Regions from separate parts of the Homo sapiens genome. Here region 1 is linked to region 2. The links are chromatin contacts, found by Hi-C or POLR2A ChIA-PET in ENCODE. All regions are on one chromosome and are shown on one strand. Each heading gives the region's core, a stretch centred on a gene start or an enhancer-like site at or near the end of the contact. The rest is flanking DNA. Distances are from core to core; before and after follow the strand shown.

What was found. Hi-C counts contacts between places; a loop is a spot of excess contacts on that map. ChIA-PET counts read pairs that join two places held with the same protein, here RNA polymerase II (POLR2A). Pooled maps may share reads with other maps.
Region 1: a pooled map shows a loop between it and region 2 (2.0-fold over the local background). The contact joins the promoter of LINC02881 here to the enhancer-like site in region 2. A Hi-C loop is called at or near these places in 1 of 168 maps with a recorded cell type or tissue (chondrocyte) and 4 of 50 pooled maps. POLR2A ChIA-PET finds 5 or more read pairs at or near these places in 1 of 52 experiments (BJ).

What each region holds. Positions count from the first base shown.
Region 1 is chr10:44,291,292-44,298,142 of GRCh38, forward strand. LINC02881 (long intergenic non-protein coding RNA 2881) reads left to right here and starts at 1,459. Exons shown (of 3, transcript NR_164139.1): 1 at 1,459-1,642; 2 at 2,010-2,198; 3 at 2,622-3,358. It overlaps LOC124902544 (a long non-coding RNA gene), which reads right to left. Exons shown (of 3, transcript XR_007062369.1): 2 at 6,439-6,606; 3 at 2,623-3,663. RefSeq lists an enhancer at 6,629-6,851.
Region 2 is chr10:44,064,940-44,071,518 of GRCh38, forward strand. No RefSeq gene overlaps it. Among named protein-coding and RNA genes, the nearest start is that of LINC02659, 160 kb to the left of the region's middle. Within about 2 kb of position 4,409, at least 5 of the 41 ENCODE cell types and tissues checked have a DNase peak (open chromatin) inside an H3K27ac peak, as active enhancers do.

The sequences.
Region 1 (6,851 bases), core at 209-2,708, 220 kb after region 2:
TCTGTAGTGCCACCTCCTAGAATGGACACAGCTGTTTGACCAAATGCTTCTACTCTTAGGACTAAGAGACTGATTCAAGAAGATATGGGACAACATATTTATTTATTTTTCTTTTCTGCTTATCCCAATTTGTTTTTTCCCCTTCTTTGCCTTCTTTTCCTCTAACCCAAATCTCTCCATAATCACTGATTCAGCTGTTGATAATGTGAAATTCTAGGGAAGTTCCAAACAGGAGGATTGAAGGAGCGCAGGGAACTTGGCCCCAAAATATGGCTCCCTGGTATGAGTATTTTCAATTAAAGTCCCTCAAGATCAACAGAAGCTGGAAGAGTCCTCTCCCTTATCTACATGAAGACCCTGCAGACCCACCAAAGAGAACAATTACTTTTCCTTCTCCTCCCTCTTATCTCATTATCTATTGCAGAAAAGAAAACCAACACGTGACCACACCTGAACAGACGCTTTCAAAAAAATAATCCATTTCTCCAGCTTATTAAATTTTCAAAGAGAACCATTTACGAATAACTCTCTGTTTCTTGACCCATTCATTCTCCTTAATAATAATTTATTGCCCCTCAACAGAATCACCTACATTCCGCCTTCCACCCTCCTCTCTGAAAAAACGCTGTATAAGTATCTGGACCTCATGGGATATTGGGTAATCACCTTATTTTTCCCGTGTACACGTTAATAAATTTGTATGCATTTCTCTTATTAATCTGCATTGTACACTTAAAAAGTATTAAAAGAGTGAAATTTATGTTATGAATATTTTATCACAATAAAACAATATTTTAAAAAACTGACAAAAATTCTTTTTAATTTCTTTCAAGTGAGGAATTACCAACTACTTAACAGGGTGCTTAGAATGGGGGATTTTACCAGATAAGTGGCATGCTTTTTACAATTAACAATTGCTGTTATTTACTGAGTATCCACTTTCTCTGCCAGCTCCTGCGTTAAGCACTTTACATATACTAATTCAAATCCTTAAAAAAGAAAATAAAGAAGAGAAAAGGAAAGAAAAATAAGAACATGTAAGGCTATAAGGTGCCTCATCTTTGCCAAATTCTACAGACTGGCCAGGAGACTGCAGGCCACTGCAGCTTCCTAAGGCCACTCAGGACAAGGCCAGTCCGCAATTTGTTTCACTGTGAGACGGCTGCGCGGTCAGAGCCCAGACACGGTCATCAGACTCCCGGACTTGGATTCAGCTCCACATGGTGTCACCCTGGGTAAAGGATGTACATCTCTGCGTGCCTGGGTTTGTATGGATGGCAGCATGGATGCTCAGGCAACTGACCCGTCAGGACTGCAGCAAATGAACAGAAGCTGGGGGAGAGCGCGGGCTGGTGCTGTACGGAGCTCTGGCGCAGAAGGCGCTCACCAGGGGTGCCCAGAGCCGGGGTCTGTGCGCCGCGGGTTGGATCCGGGTCACAGGCTCTGGGTGGACAGAGTGAGAAGACAAAATGAGGATGTACTCCTCAGATGCTCACGAAAGGCCTCCTTCCCCTTCTTTGGGAACGACCCCCCCCCACCCCCTCCCCCCAACAGGCAGTCCCAGGCCGCGCCAGGACTCGGCCGCAGGCAACTCGGAGGAGCGGGAGCCCAGGGGCCTCAGGAGGGCCTCGGGAGTGGGGAGGTGAAGGGGGCGTCGGGAGGGCCGCGGGTGGGAGGCGGGATAGGGAGGCGGGGAGACTCGGAGCGGGGTTGGGGAGGCGAAGAATGGAGGTGGGGAGGTGGGGAGGGGGGCTTCGGGAGGGCCGCGGGTGGGAGGGGGATGGGGAAGCGAGAAGGGGGGGCGGGGAGGGGGGCCTCGGGAGGACCGCGGGTGGGAGGTGGGTGGGGAGGGGGGCCTGGGGAAGGATGGAGCCCGCTGAAGGCAGGCGATGACGCAGGCCCAGTGTACTTCTCCTGGGGGCTCCTTTCTAGGCCCACGGAAGCTCCGTGTTGGTTTCTTTGTACCCATATCACACTCACTGTATTTCTTCTTTCCTTTCCTCTCCCAGCAGCTGTAAGCGCCCTACAGTTTGCATGGGAAGGCAACAGGGACTTCCCTTTTGCACTGTCTGCGGGTACCGCTGTTCCAGCCCTGAGAGGACGAGGGGACGCTGCGCTGTGGGGAAAGTCCGGGTGGCAGGAGGTGGCGGGGCTCCTGGAGGAGGTGCTGGGATGCGCTGCTGTGGCTGCAGAGAAAGGTCCCGAGGACGCAACCCGTCCCTTCCCCCGAACTGCGAAGGAGCCCCGCGGGGAGGACGGGCAGGGTCTCCCGGAGGGAGGAACAGGGGAGCCTGGAGTCTCAGGGTTGCGGGGAGCAGAGGCGTTCTGGGTGGTGAACGTCCCCAGCCTGCCCTCCCTGCTCACTGCGAGGTCGCGCACCGGCTCTGCTCCAGGCCTTCCCTCAGCCCTGGCCTCCAGGCAGTTTCCATTTTTGCCAGGTGGATTCTGTACGGCTTCATTTATTCAGAATCTGGATCAACAAATGAACACTCAGAGAGGAAAAGGGTGTTTGGAGGGGTGGAGAGGTTTCCAAGCAGGTGCCCACCTGAGGGCCCCCTGAAAGGGGACTTAAAGCCGAGTTTCCAGCTGGGCCACCCTTTTTTTTTCTTTCTTTCTTTCAGAAATATAAACAAAGAGCTTGAATTATTTTGAAATAACTGTTGGTAGCTGGACTGTGTTCTCTTGACCGCAACATTGCTCTGGGACTGAATCGCGTGGGTCTCTGCTCTTCCTAAGTGTTACATAAGAATAGCGAACCCATGAGGTCAGCTTCTAAACCAGTTTCTTCCCATAACCTCCTGGACCAAGTCCCAAGCAAGGCCCAGAGGAGCTCAAGGACCCACTCTCCCCGGGACACTCCTCGCTCTCTAGTTGGAAGGAGGAAATGAATGTCCCCCAGTAATTGAAGGCTGCTCATGTTTGTGTAGAAAAGCCAAGCACAGGCCCATATTCTAGAGGGTTGCTTGCGGCAGGCGGAAGGCCATCGAAGGCAAAACGAAACAAATGAAAAGGCATCTTTTGAAGCTAATGGAACAGATCAGGTGGTCAAAAATGGATAAACAATGGCATTTGGAGCAAAACTTTCAGCTTCTTCGTTTTAGTTCGACAGCCCCAGGAGGGCATGGAAGCTTCTCGCCCTCCTCATATGTCTTGCCCCAGGCATCTCTGTGTCTCTCTCCTCTGTAACATCCTTTATAGTAAATGTAAGTAGGCCTTTCCCTGAGCTCTGTGAGCTGCTCTAGCGAATTATTCAAGTGTTAGGAGGCGTCCTGGGAACATTGATTCGTGGGAACGCCAGTGGGTCAGAAGCACAGGTAAGACCACCTTGCCATTGGCATTGGAAGTGGAGGGCAGGCTTGGGACATGAGGCTTGGGCTTGTGGGGTGTGAGGCCACCTCCAGGTAGAAGGTGTCGATGTTGGAATTGTCCGATGTAGAACTGCCTTCTTGCTTGTGGTGGGGAGAAAACCCACACATTTGGTCACAGAAGTCTTCTGTGTTGATTGTTGTTGAGTGAGAGAAAAAAAGTACTTTGGTTTGTTCTGATATTTTCAGAAAGGCTGTAATCAGTTCCTGGGCAATGCGTCATAATACCTCCGCCTCAGTACACTCCCCATCCTGAGGGGCGGCGCTTGCCATTTCTGAAAGGATGCCTCTGTGGGGCCTGGGAGCAAGGCAAGGCTGTGTCATTTCAGTCCTCTCAGCCCAGTCCCCACCAGGACCTGCCAGCCTGGAGTGAAAATGCATCTTATTGTCCTTCTGTCGCCTTCCAGAGACAGACTCCTAACCAGAACGCACATGGCACACATGCATACACACACATTACACACACATGCCCCACATACATACACACAGGCCCCACATGCATACACACGCACCACACATTCATATGCACACAGCACACATGTAGTCACACATGCCACACATGCATACACACACACCACCCATCCCACCCACATCACATATGATATACACAAGACACACCACACCGCACCGCACCATAGTCACACATGCTAAACATACCACATCATCCACAAATGCACCTACACATGCCACACATCATGCCACACCATGTATGCTACTGCATGTTACACCACCCACACACACCAGACACACTACACACATCACACACACACACCAGACATATTACAACATCCACACAAATATCCCACACATACGACACAATACACACACGCTTGCCACACACACCACAACACACATGCACACGATACCATGTATGCTATACACAAGTGCATGATATACCACCTAGACACACACTTGCCACTCATACCACACTGGGCACACCATGCACACATCACAGGCACACACACTGCCTACACGAATTCCACATTATACTTCCAGATACCACAGAAAACAGCATCCAAATCACACAAACACACAAACTGTGCACATAGACACATATACCACAAACATACCACACATCCACACACACTGCATACACACACCACATACAGAGACACAAGCCACAGGCACACCACAAAGTACACATTCCTACACCCAGCTCCTACCATCAACACCACAAACACGTTTTCAAATGCTCATTCCACATACTTATGAAAACAAAAGCTGTCATAAACAGCACAGTTCAAACCTGGGTCAATTAAAAGAAGAACAAAACAGTTGTAAAAGAAACACAGTATTCCAACGTGTTCACCTCCTCTCCTCCCACATAATAGTCGTTTCTATTGTCATGTGCTTCACTCATCATTTTCTGTCCCTGAATAGGATCTCTGTGACATAGACAAAGCCACACTGAACTCATTTCCTCCAGAAAAGGCTGAATCCAAACTTCTCCCTGGCCACCTCTCCAGCTCTGGGGTATCCCCATCTGATATGAGAAGATAGGAGGAGGGAGGGAAGTAAAGATCTTTCTCTTCCAAAACTGTTTCATGGGAACCATTTTATTTTTTATAATTATAGCAAAATGTAAGTTTAAGATTTTTTGTGTGTTGTATTTGGGTTTGTAAAACTGAAAAGTAATCACTGGAAAATATATCCTTTATCCAATATCCAAATATTTCCAAATATATCCAACATCCAATATCCAGTATATTTGGAAATATACCCAAATATATTCAATAGAAATTGGATAAATAACTTGCCAAATGCTGAACAAACGAAAGAGGAAAATATTACTGATCAACCCACTGAAAGAAAGGAAGATAAAATCAGAAATACTGGAAATGTGATAAATGTAAAAGATAAAATAAGACTATTACTGAATGTATTGGTTATCAGAATACATCCAAAAATAAGTGGACTAAACTTCCCTATCCAAAGGCTAAGTACCTAGAGTGCTTCAAACAGCAAAACCTGATCCATCTAAAGTAAAATGAAGCATAGAGGTTGATACTTTGACACTTAGGAGTTAGGCGAGGATCTAGCAGATAAATTCAGATATAGACAAAGCAAGGGAGGGAATATTTATGTCAAATAGAGAAAGAAAGCCTAAAAATAGTCAATGAGGCAAAAATGATCATATTATTAATAAAATATACAATCCACAATGAAGACATTGAAGTCATGAACATTTGCATTTCAAATACTAGTAGAGGAAATAATGTGAAAATATAAAACATAAAAATTTGATAAAATTGTTTGGTACTGAGAAGCTCTAACACATTGTACAGAATTTTGTGGATTAACAAGATAAAAAAGGACATACAAAGCGTGAATAATGTAATTAACAAACTTGGCATAGTACCTACATAGAAAACATTGTAAGCCACAAAGAGACAAAGTAATGTATTAACTCAGTATTTATAAATATTGATAATGAATTAGGCCTAACAAAGTCTATTCTAAATAAGGTAGAAATTCTACAAGCCTTTTTCTCTTAGTACAAGTAGTAAATAATGACAAAATGATTATGAATTTTAACCACACAGAACTGTAAAACTACTTTTTTTGATCAAAGGACTCCAATCCCAAGGAGGGAAAGCTTTTTTCAAATGCAAATTACTTCCTTCCCACCTTCCTTTGGATCCCTTATAAGTAATCCAGGTCATAGATGATTTTTATCAGACTTTGAGGGAAATAATTCAGTATGATGCTATTTTAAAGTTCCCAAAGCATAGAAAGTTTAGAAATTGTTTGAAACTGATTATATAAGACTAGCATCACATTTAAGCCCAAACTCAACAAAGATAACAATGAAAAGCATCTATAGAACAATTGCACTTAAGAGTATAGATATAACACTTCCCTATAAAATATTTTTACGTTAAATCCAGGAATAAATTCAAAGAATAATATACCACAAACTACCCAGCTTTATTCCTAGGAATATGGAAATAATTTATTAGCATGACATATATTAATATAATTTATAACAATAATTTGTTAAAGGAGAAAATCCAAGTAATTATCACACTAATTACTTCAGTGGCAGATCATACAATTCAACAACTGCACCTACGTGTGTTTTCCTCACATCTTGGAAGGTATTTGTCAGAAGAGCTCAGCCAGCATTATACTGAGTGGTGAAGCACAGGAGAGATCCACGGTAAGGGTAGGAATAAAATGAGGATGTCCACTCTCGCTCAGCGTGATGTCTCAGCATTGCCGTACAGCCATATTCTAGCAACTCCAAGGAGGAAAGAGAGATATGTTAATTATGCAAATACTGGAAAGGAAGAAATAAAATGTTTGCTGTATTTAGATAACAAGACTATTCTAATTCTCTGCAAAGTAATCCATAAATATAGCAAAGTGTCAATTAACATCGCAACAGCATGCATTCTAAAAGTCATCTGGAAAAATGACTGAACTAGCAATACAAATGCTGATAACAGAAGAGAGACACCGAGGGGCTTCCCCGGCAGGTTTTGC
Region 2 (6,579 bases), core at 3,159-5,658:
CAGTAAAGGGAAAGGAGTGAGAGAATTGAGTGTCTCCCTTGTCCTGGATGTTTTATACAGATGATAGCACTTTATTCTCACAGTCACATTAAAGCAGGGCTCTCATATCTGAGCTGGCCCATCCAAATGACCTGGGGGCTTCTTAAAACACAACTTTCTAGACCCCAGTCCTAGGTTTCTGATTCAGCAGGTGTGGGTTGAGGTGTGAGAAGGTGGATTGCTGATGAGTTTCCAGGTGAGGCTGTAGCGTCTGGCCCAGGGACCCCACTTTGAGAAGCACAGTTTTAAAGAAATAGGCTCAATTTATGTTGAAAAATTTGAGGCTCACATTTGAGACGTAAAGTCATACAGCTAGTGACAGAACAGGATGTGGGCCTGGCAACACTCTGCCACCCTACACAGCACAGAGTTCCCTCGGTGTTTTTAAATGCCACTCCAAGGGCACTGCAAGGCAGCAGGACCCATGCTGCCCAGCGTGGTGTGTAGAGGCTGACAGTCTTGCACTGTGTGGTTGGAAGTTTCACAGCTACCACTGCCTCTGAGTGACTGTCTACATCTGTTAGCTTTCACTGGGTAAGAAACTGCTCCATAAGGGAGTGGCTTAAACAACTATTTATCAGTGCTGGGCAGTCTTCAGGCCTGCTGGGCAGTTCTGCTGTTGAGGTCAGGCTAACTGATGGAAGCTGGGCTTGCTCAGGTCTGGGGTCAGCTGACAGGTCAGGTGGGGTCTGCTGGTCTGGAGCCCTCTGTGCTTGCGTGGAGGTTGGCTTCATTCTGGCTGAGAGGTGGGGAGTCAGGGCCACGAGCTTCTCATAATCCAGCAGGTGACCTAGCCTCGTTCACACAGTGTCTGCCAGATTCCAGAAACGAGGGCAGAGCGTTAGTGGTGTGCAGAGGGCCTGGTTTGGATCTAGTACACATGGCTCGTGCCCTGTTCTGTTGACTAAAACACTAGAATGGCCAAGATCCAAGGGGTGGTTACAGGAAGGGGTGGAATTTGTGGCTATGTGAAAAATGGACCCTACTGTTTGTTCTGTATTACGGCCACTGCATGTCCTCCTGTGTCCCTATCCCACACCTGGCTCAACAGCAACAGGGGACAAGGAGGCCAGCTCTGCCTCTCATTTGTTGCTTCCTTTGTGGATGGCAGGAAGACAAAATCTATCGTGAACAACAGCATGCCACCAGGGTTTCCTCCTGAGAAATACGTTTTTCATTTTCCATGGAAAGCTCTTAAATGACGTTTCCTTGGAACCATCAGCTGTATGCATAAATATGGAGTTCAAATGGATATCCAGTTTTCACAGCTGTGTCTGTGCTAAATTAAAAAGAACAGAAAAACAAAGAGAAAGAAATAAAATGACCTCTGGCTTTTTGCAACAGAATGGGGGTGCAGGGAAGGAATCCTTCCAACACCGTGCAGCCGGCTTCATTACTCCATCATGTGCAGATTGGACTCTTAATTAATCATGGCTGAATTTTTGCACTTTTACTCTGGGGCTGGTGGTTTATTTTCTTGTTCTAGTGCCCACATGAGCATCCTCTGGCAATAAAACATCCAGAGAGAAGTTATAAAAACATGTCATCTTGGTTATAACATATGGCTAATTGATTTTTGAGAATCGCTTAATTGTGTGACTTTAGTTAACTAAACAACAATGCCTGTTTTCACACCTCTGATATTAGCTCATACGATTTCACGACCTGCCCCTGCTGAGACACACTCCATATTTCTGACCATAAATCTGGCCTCTGCTCAGCTAGCATATTTGCTCCAGCTTTGTTGTGGTAGTTTTACTGCATTGGTTGCCTTTAAAAAAAAATTATAGTTGGCAATAAGCATTGAGAAAGGTTTAAGGGTAGAAAGAGGTTTTCTTTTTTTCCAGTCTATATGAGCTGAATCTTTAATTTCTTCCTTAAATAAAATAATAAAAGGTAGTTTTCTTAACAACTTTGCCCAACATGGATCTCTGTAGGTTCCACTTAAACAGAATATGAGAGCAACATGAGCCTGTGGTCTTTTTTACAGAGGTTTACAAAAGCTCTGCTGAGTTCGATTAATTGCCTGGAGTTTCACAGGGGTCCGTGTCAGTTACAAGAGGGTTTTAATGTGGAAAAGTTAAGATGATAGGCATGTGAGGAGGAGGGAGAGGAGAGGCTTGAGTGAGAAGAAGGAGCTAGGGAGGAAAATAAAGGTGTTTGAGAAGCAGTGGGAAAAAAGCCTTCAGTGGATAATGAGAAAGTGGGTTGGAAGACTCAGCATATTCCTCTAGATTATGGTACAGGCTACAAAGATGGGGGAATGAAGAGATCATCTTCCAGTTTTGCTCCTCTGGAAACTAACTGCCCGTCATGGTTATTATGCAGAGTCAAAGTACAAGATCCCTGTCAAAAGCCATAGCCTGGGGTAGAAGTAGCCACCCTCAGCGTTCCACAGCTTCACTTGAGATTGATGATGTTTTATTTTCTTCCTTACTATAAAAGAAGCCCAGAGTAATGATTACAGTCTATAATAATAGCTGATACTTGCATGTTTTTGCCATGTGGTCAGGCAGTGTTCTAGGTGCTTTGAGGATGTAATTCCTTAAAGCCTCACAAGGACCCTGTGATGCAGGTACTATTGTTACACCATTTCACAGATGAAACTCCTGAGGCACACTGAGGTGAGTAACTTGCACACAGTCAGGTAGTTGCTGTATGTACATGGCAAAGCAGGGACTGATGGGCTCTTTGCTACCTTGCCTCCTTGTTTGGATATTCCCCAGGTAAAGCCTTCAACAAGGCCCTGGGTGCTAGGCCCTGCAGTCATCGGTGCCAGGAAAATACACTGGGGCTGATTCTCGAGGTGGAAAGATGTATGCCTTTTATTCCCTTTCTTGCCTTACTACACTGGCTAGAAGTTGCAGATGATGTTGAGATCTTGCTTCATTCCCAGCATTTGGAGAAAAGTATTTCGCATTTTGCCATTAAGTGTGATGTTAGCTGTAGGTCTTTTTGTTGATACTCTATCAAGTTGCGGAAGTTCCCCCTACTCTTCATTTTCTGAGAGTTTAAAAAAAATTATAAATGGTGTTTTTTTCTGTATCCATTGATATGATCATGTAATTTCTTTCTCCATTAATACAGTGGATTACACAGATAGATTTTTTAGTACTGAACTAGCCTTGAACTCCTGGAGTACACTCCACTTGGTCATGGAGTATATTCTTTCTATATATTGCTAAATTTGATTTGCTGATACTTTGTTAAGGATTTTTGCAACAAGAGAAGGAAAAGAGTATGCAAAATTTGAACCTTCACCTGAACAGTGGGCAAACCCAGGATTGCCTAAAGTTTCTGGCTCTGTGGGGCCTATCCTGGCCAGGCCCCACTGAGGAAGACTGCTGTGCCATAGTGCCGACAGGATGGGACCACATGGTAAAAGAAAACACAGAAAAAAAGGACAAACCTGAATGTTCTCATCTGGACCATCCCATTCTTGTAAAAACAAGCAAACAATTATAAAAGGTCACAGCTTTGTGCGATTCTTAGGGGAAGGTCTCAACCAAAGCATTGAGACTGAGTTCAGTGCTAGATGCCAAGCAAGAACCACAGAAAAACCAAACAAGTCACTCTTCTATACTTTTGTATCAAGATTAAAAATTTTCAGCAATTTTCATTGAACAGAAACAAAGCACTCTGCAGGAATGCAATCCCCTCAGCTATCAATACTTGCCTTCATCCCCCTCAACCCCACCATAACAGTCATGGTGAAGGTCAGTGTGCCCCAGGCTCTGTGGCTGACTAACTTTAGGGAAGAAGGACACAGGGTCCCAGGCAGGGGGCACCATTCAGGCAGACCCCACTCTCCACTTTGTCCAAGCATGTTCCTGCCTTCCTGGGTGACAGCGGCTTTTCTGTGTACCTTTGGCCTAATTCCTTGTGCTGGCTCCTGCATTGGTAACCACCCTGTTGTGACCTATAATTCATCTTCCAAACCAAGGATGTGGCAATTTTGAAAGTGATTTTGCCAGAACAGCAGGCCTAACCTAGGATTGCTTGGGGCAAATGGACCCATACGGTCCGTCTTCTAATATTTGAGGTTCTCCAGAAGTGGGGCTCTGGGTTGTCCTTGCCAGACCCCACTCCCCACCATGGTGGCTACGAAAGGTCTGCCTGTTCCCTGCCCCAGCAGCTGAGCCCCTTCTCCTCTCTTCCAGAACCCCCTCTGCTGTCTTGCTCTGGGATCTCTAACAATCTATTGTCTGACCCTTGAACCCTGCTGTGAAATCTTGGTGTGTCCTACAGCCGTCCGTTCTCGGGCTGGACTATGCCTGCTGGTGCTTGCCCTTTGAATTTTGTCCCATGCTCTTGCTACAATCTTCTGGATTTCACACCAAGTGAGTCACTCTGTTCTCTCCACTCCCACCGGGCAGACCCATGAGGCCCCTGCATGCACATGCTCTCTGCCTCTCGAGAAGCACTCCTCCCTGTTGGGGATGCAGTGGGGGATTGAATGAGCCTCCACTGGTTTGAAAGCTGAGGGGCTTTCGTGTGTTGCCTTCCTCTTCTCCCTGCTATTTATACCTCCTGTAGTATGATTTCCCTTTCAGAGGTTAGATCCTGAGGCTCAGAAAGATTAAGGAAGCAATTCCTTGTATTCTGTAGTGCCCCTGTAGCCTCTTGGAAGTAGGCTTAAGTTGGGAAACCCAGTCCAGCCATGGCAGAACTTGGCCTTTATTTATAAGGGAAATGATAAGAATGTCCTGGACATTGAAAACAGGAAAGAGAAGAGATATTCGTACACCCATGACCGTAGCAGCATTATTCACAGTAGCCAAGAGATGGAAGCAACCCAAATGCCTATCAATGAACGAATGGAAAAGCAAGTGTGGTGCATGCATACAATGGACTATTATTCAGCCTCAAAAAGGAATGCCAAGAAAGAAAATTCTGGCACATGCTACAATATGGAAAAAGCTTGAAGACATTATGCTAAGCGAAATAAGCCAGACACAAAAGGACAAATGCATGATTCCACTTATGTTAAGTACTTAGAGTAGCCAAATTCATAGAGACAGAAAGCAGCATGGTAGTTGTTAGGACCGGGGGAAGTGGGATGGAGAGTTACCATTTAAGGGGTACAGTTTCAGTTTGGCATGATGAAAAGTTCTGGGGATGGATGGTGGTGATGGTTACCCAAAAATGTGAGTGTTCTTAATGCCACTGAATTGCTCACTTAAAAATGGTTAAAATAGTAAATTCTATGTTGTGTATATTTTACAAAAATTTTGAAGAAGAGGGATGTTCTGGATGTTCACTCCATAGGATACTGCTTCGTTTGTTTGGTAAGGGCATTTCACTCTTCACCCTGTCCTCCTCCGCAATCCCCGCTTTCCTGGAAGCCCCCACCATCTGGCCTGAATCTGCACTATCAACTGCATGTACTGCTGATGGGCTACTCGTGCCTCTGGAGAAGTCTTCACAGACACACTAAGCAGGGCCTGGCTCTGCCCAGAGTCTGCTGGCTCCCTGGCTCTGAGGAGACATGCCAAGCCCTGCGTTGGCAGGCATTGGGAGTTGCTCTCACTCCTGTGCAGCATGGAGATGCCAGGCAGAGGGAATGCATTATGCAAGCCCAGTTCTGAGACACCACGCATTGTGCTTTCCAGCCCAGCCATGCAATGCTGACCATGTGCAGTTATTGCAGCAAGGCTGGTGTCCTGGGGACAGGGCATCCTCTCTGTATAGCCAATGTCTCAGGGCCTCCTTGGTGCTGCTGTAGTGAGTCTAGGAAGCCAGGAGATGGATGAAAGCACTGTGGAGCCTTGTCACTCCATCACCTCTGTGTACAGAGGAGGGGGCCAAGGCCAGCTGTCCTAGATGCTGCACAGACACAGGGAGGTTTGGTCAGATCTGGGGTCTCCTGACCCTGGGCAGCACGCACATCATGGTCCTGAGGGCTGTATGCTGCCTGGCTGTTCTTGCACAGTGGCTCCAGGAAAGAACTCGGGAGGAGAAGTGTCTCTTTCTTTTATATAACTAGCTTCTATTTATTTTTACCTTTTACTTTTGTTGTGTTCAAACATTTTCAAATAATGTGCCCCTCGAGCTCATAATTAAATAGCCCAATCCTTTTACTCTTCACAGCATGTATCAGATCAAATCAGAAGCTTTTCCACAAACTTTAAAAAAATATTGTAGATTAATAGGAGTTTGCAAAGATTGTACAGAGAGATCCTGTGTACCCTTCCAGTAGGTTTCCCCATGATTACTTCTTATGAGATACAATATAGCATCAAAATCAGGACTTGGATATTGGTGCAAAGTGTGTGTGTAGTTATGGCTTATTTTATCACATATGTAGTTTGTGTATCCACTACTCCCATCAAGATACAGAACTATTTCCTCACTACCAAGATCTCCAGATCTCCCTCCTGCCACCCACCCCTCCCCACCATCCCTAAGTCCTAGAAACCACCAATCTAATTTCTATTTCTATAATTTTGTCAATATGAGAATGTTAAATAAATGGAATTATATAGTATGTGACCTTTTGAGATGGGCTTTTTTTTTTTCTACTCACAATGCCCTTATGAT